Regions from separate parts of the Mus musculus genome. Here region 1 is linked to region 2. Evidence: chromatin loops called from intact Hi-C (ENCODE). Cell type or tissue: heart. All regions are shown on one strand.

What was found. A loop is a pair of places that touch in the nucleus more often than their neighbours do. Peaks named below come from ENCODE experiments on the same cell type or tissue, not always from the same donor. Only the 100,000 strongest peaks of a DNase experiment are listed, where the experiment ranks them.
Region 1: a loop joins it to region 2, with 2.5 times the contacts of the local background. A loop is called at or near these places in 4 of 42 quality-filtered maps.

Annotation. Positions count from the first base shown.
Region 1 is chr1:73,921,913-73,924,412 of GRCm38, forward strand. The region is part of intron 24 of Tns1 (tensin 1); the gene reads right to left. Among named protein-coding and RNA genes, the nearest start is that of 6030407O03Rik, 59 kb to the left of the region's middle. In heart, no CTCF peak of the experiment used is centred here; a DNase peak (open chromatin) is centred at 1,499; H3K27ac peaks cover 1,312 bases.
Region 2 is chr1:74,076,276-74,078,775 of GRCm38, forward strand. The region is part of intron 2 of Tns1 (tensin 1); the gene reads right to left. Among named protein-coding and RNA genes, the nearest start is that of Gm31637, 18 kb to the right of the region's middle. In heart, a CTCF peak has its summit at 1,279; a DNase peak (open chromatin) is centred at 1,276; H3K27ac peaks cover 690 bases; H3K27me3 peaks cover 454 bases.

The DNA.
Region 1 (2,500 bases), 150 kb before region 2:
ACACCCCAACACCCAGAACCTACAAATGTGGTCTCATTGAAAAGATGGCCCTTGCTAATACAATACAATTTAGACAAAGGCACACCAGACTGGGATGAGCCCTAATCCAATATGACTAGTTTCTTTCAACGTGGAAAAAAAGACAACAGACACACGGGGACTGTACCAGGTGAAAACAGGAACATCTGTAAGTCAAGAGACACAGGACCTCCACCATCAGGAGAAGTATGGAGAAGGTCTGAAAACGGTACTCCATCAGAGTCCCTGCCAACATCTGGGTTTTGATCTCTGGTCTTCACTATGACAGAATTTACTTCTGTTATCCTAAGCCAACAAGTGTGTGTCAGCCCCAGAAAATAAACCAGGAAGCTGGATCCTCAAACATCACAGAGCACGGCGGGAGGTACCTAGCAGCCCTCTCCCACCGTCTGCCTCCTGTCACACAATCATTGCCTGGCCGTTCTGTGGTTAAAGGACCTGGCTGGTGAAAACCCCTTCCTCACCTCATTCCCTGCACCTAGAAGATTCTGAGGACATCTTCCCCACTTCGTTCCCATAGGTTGACACCTCTCTAGTCTCTCAGCCTACCATCCATGAGCAAGGGCAAGAAGACCCATGCCTCTCTCTGTGGCCCATCCCCTCTTGATCCCACACAGAAAGTGGCATTCTTCCTAAGTAGGGTCACAAGTTCTTCCTGTCCCCCAACATCTAGACCAGGGAATGGCCAGTACTCTAGTGGTCATCTACAGAGCTTCACACACAGCCAGATGATATACCCATCCAGGTACTTCATAGGTAATAGCCTCTTTCTCAGAATATGACATTGTAGAGGGGTTTGGACAATGTAGTTGCGGTTGAGTCCAATTACAGCATTTTCCTGGAACGAGTCATGTCATGCTCCTCTGTCCTCCTCTCAGTGCTGGGACTATAGGTGACTGTTATCATGCCTAGCTCCTTTTCTTTCTGCTCTGAGCATCCAAGGTCAACCTTGGTTCTTCATAAAATACCTAACAGATCATTGTGAACTGCAACCACTGAACCACTCAGCGGACTGTTAGAACTTGGTCTTGCTTTCCACTAACACTTTTACCCTTTGGCACAAAGCAGAAAGAAAGCAAAGGGGCCAGGGCAGGAAGAAGGAGGAGAGGGGGAAATCTACTTTCATAGTTGTATAATTCTCTGTGAGAGAGAAGCAGGGGACGTGGCGTCAAGGTTGCTAAAGTTAGGAGGGAAGGAGCCATCAGCCTGCAACTAAGAACCCTGCTTCTCACGAGCACCTGGGCTCCATCTCCAGTGGCCTTCAGAGACTGGTCTCCTTTCCCAGGCTGTGAGGCTAGAGAATGCATCTGCTGCAGGCGACTGACCCTTTGACGCTCAGCCGTGGTTGATCTAGGGAGCTGTCAGAGGCGACTGCAATCCTGTGTGTCTTCCTGTGTTGACTCCAAAGGCTATTTTAAGTAGGCAAGATGGTGGGAAACAGGAAGTGTCCTAACTCCTAGAAACTTCACATCCTTCAAGGATTGGGGCTGGGAACCAGATGTCCCTAGTAGGCGGCAGGAAGCAGGAGAGTGCAGGGTCACTCTAAGTGTCCCAGCTTGGAAGGACCTGGGAAAGACACAGGACAGAGAGCCCGGGCGCCTTAGGTCCACCCGGGGCTGTTTACAATTTTCTGCATCTGCCTTGGACACAAGAAGCTCCGGGGCCTCTGCATGGGTCTGGTTGAGAAAATGTGATCATATGAAACTTGAACTTCTTGTTTGGAGGATGAACTGTCTTCATAGAAGGAAAGACACCAAGAGTGGACTTGGGTGAAGAACTTATCCTGTGGGAAGCAGATCTCTTCAGAACAGGCTGTGCTGAAAACATCTCACGCCTCACCTTTACTCTGTCTCACCTGCCCACCTGGACCACTGTTCACTGATGTGTGGGGCTGACAAATACCATAGTGGTCAGCGGAGTCTCACAGTTTTGCTTAAGTTTTACTATCTCTCAAACTGTAAATATATACTGAAGATGTTTCTATCCTGCGTGTGTGTGTGTGTGTGTGTGTGTGTGTGTGTGTGCGTGTGTGCATGCATAATGCCACAACCTGCATGTGGAGGTCAGAGGACAACCTTGGCCCTTGCCTGCGACCTTGTTTGAGGCAGGGGCTCTTGTTCACTGTTACATATGCCAGGTTAGCTGGCCTGTAAGCTTTTAGAGACTCTTCTGTCCCACCTCCTATCCCAACACAGAAGTATCTGATTATAAACACACACTCCTGTGTTCTGTTTTTACATGGGTCCTTTGTTTGCACAGCAAGTGTTTTACCCCCTGAGCCATCTTCTCTGCCCCAAGAACACTCTTCCGGGAACAGTATGGGCCTGGATCGGAAGTCAGCTCAACTACCAGGTAAATGTACAATGACTGCAACTGTTGCAATCAAGCAACAGGAACTCTGTGAGCCTTAGAGTGTTCCTGTGTAAAGCAAGGATAACAATTCCTAATTACTCAGTGGGCG
Region 2 (2,500 bases):
TGAGAGAACCCAGAAAACACAGGTTACGCTCTAATGACAAAGAATAAAAGTTCACCATGTGTGGGGAGTAGAGCAAGCCCAGGGTGAGTGTGTGCTGTTGACACAGCTACAGTCATGTCAAGGGCACCAAAGCCTCAGACTCATACGTAACTGGCAAAGCCCCTCCCTCCCCACTGGGGTGGGGCTCAGAGGGACTGCAAAGCTTCCCTCTGGTCTGCGTGTGAATGTTGACAGCATGCAGAAAATATCCACTGTAGCTTTCTCTCCCAACCACCAAGATGTTTACAGCCTGAAGATTGCCCCCCTACAGAGACAGCTCCTACAGAGACTAGCTAAACTTGCCTCCTCATTCAGAGGTATACACTAACCCCACTCACTGTTCAGCTGTCTAATAAACACACTAAACTACTGAGCTATGGCAGTTTCTCTATCAGAGAGCCTAGTTCACTGGGTCCCAACTTCTCTGTCTCTCTGAATATATGTTCCTCTCTTTTCTTCATTCCCTTGCATCCCAGAAGCCATACAAGGACTTGGTAACCATGGCCCCTCCGCTAGGAAACAGGTTGTACATCCATATCTGGTGGTCCTGGCTGTGTGAATCAATGGATAGATGGATGGATGGATGGATGGATGGATGGATGGATGGATGGATGGATGGATGGATGGGTGGATGGGTGGATGGGTGGATGGATGATGGATAGGTAGACTGGGTGGATGGATGGATGGACTGACCAACAGGATAAAGTGGATGAGTCTATAAGTAAAATGAATAGTGGATGGATGGGTGAGGGAAAAATATGGAGTAGATGAATGAACATAGGATGGATGGATGGATGGATGGATGGATGGATGGATGGATGGATGGATGGATGGATGGATGGATACCAGAGTCATCCTCCCACCTCCTTGCTGGGCTGCTCACTAGGTCTTCTGAAGCCAGGTCCTGACACCCAGTGGAGTGTCTGGCCTGGAGTCCAGGCTTTCCTCAGCCTCGAGGTTCAGGGTGAAACTGGGGGTACCCATGCACATGGGAGTCAGATGCACTGTCAGCCAACCCTAGGATTCCCTTTCTCACTGTTCCTGCTTCTGCCTCTCAGGAGAGGGGAAGATTCCAGGAGGAAGAGAGTGAAGAGCAAGAGGAGACAGAAATGAATTTATATGACCTGAAGGTACAGGACAGGATGGAGGCTGTTATATAATCAAAATACGGAAGTTTAAACTCTCTCCCCCAGATCCCTTGTGGAGCCCCTGCTGGATCTCTTGGGAGAAAGGCGACTCCCTGTGGCTGATTTGGGTATTGCAAGCATTTTGTTGGCTAGATCAAGGCTAGGTGAGTATGGACAGCAATGCCTTTGGCCATTCAGGCATTTCCTGGAGACAGACAGACAGACAGACAGACAGACAGACACACACACACACACACACACACACACACACCATAGCTCTCTAGTCAAACAGTCCTACCTCCATACCCAACTGCTTTCCCTTGACCCCTCCAGAGTTCAGATCCCAAAAGCCTCACTCTGGCCCTAAAGACGAATGAAAGACACAATAACCACCAACCTGTTTTCTCATCTATAAAGCAGGTATAAGACCAGCATCTTGCATAAGCTATAAATACTTGGTGCTTAGTCCTCAGTAAGTGTCTTAGCAATTGTTCTGGGCTCTAATACCCACTGCCTGGCTCCTCTGAGCTTTGACATGTTGGGGGAAGTACAGACTGATAGGTTGAGCCGGAAAGAGCTCAGTCCCCTAGCATGGGGTAGGATGGACAGGACAAGGGCTGAGGCTCGCAGGCCTGTAGCTAGTGCTGTGTCTCAAAGGTAGTGAGGACTCCAAAGGCTTTAGCCAGGGTGTTGGTATAACTAGATACACACTCTTCAGACCTAGAGAAGCTACTGGAGAGAGGGTTAGAGAGGCAGCTGCCTGGGTAGGAGCCATAGTGGGAAGTTCAGAGACTCAGCCACACAGAGACCCTGGTGGTAGACAGGATGTAGGGCTGAGAGAACCTCATCTGTGCAAGTAACCAGGTTTGCAGGGAAACGGTGTTAGTCACAGGTACTGGCTGCCCTTCAGGATCTGTGACAAGACAGTTCTCTCTGGGACACAGAGACCCTTCTAAAAGCACATGACATCAGTGAGTGGGAAAGCCCAGTTAGCCCACTGGGATTTTGGGCTGTTTAAAGTCAACTCAAACCACTGGAAGTAGAGGACAGTGGCTCTACTTCTTTGCGCTGGGGGCCAGGGGGTGCAGGGGACAAGCACACGCTAGTCATGTTTCTTCCATGCACCAACCATGCACTTTGCATACTCTGACTGCACATTTCCCATGCACTAGCCACAAGCCTTCCACACAGCAAGCATGCCCCTTCTGGCACCTTCCACATTGCCAATATGTACCTTGGTTGGTTGGCTGGTTGCTTTTTCAAGACAGGATTTCTCTGGCTGATTTGGAACTCACTCTCTAGACCAGGCTATCCTTGAACTCAGGGAACTCGAG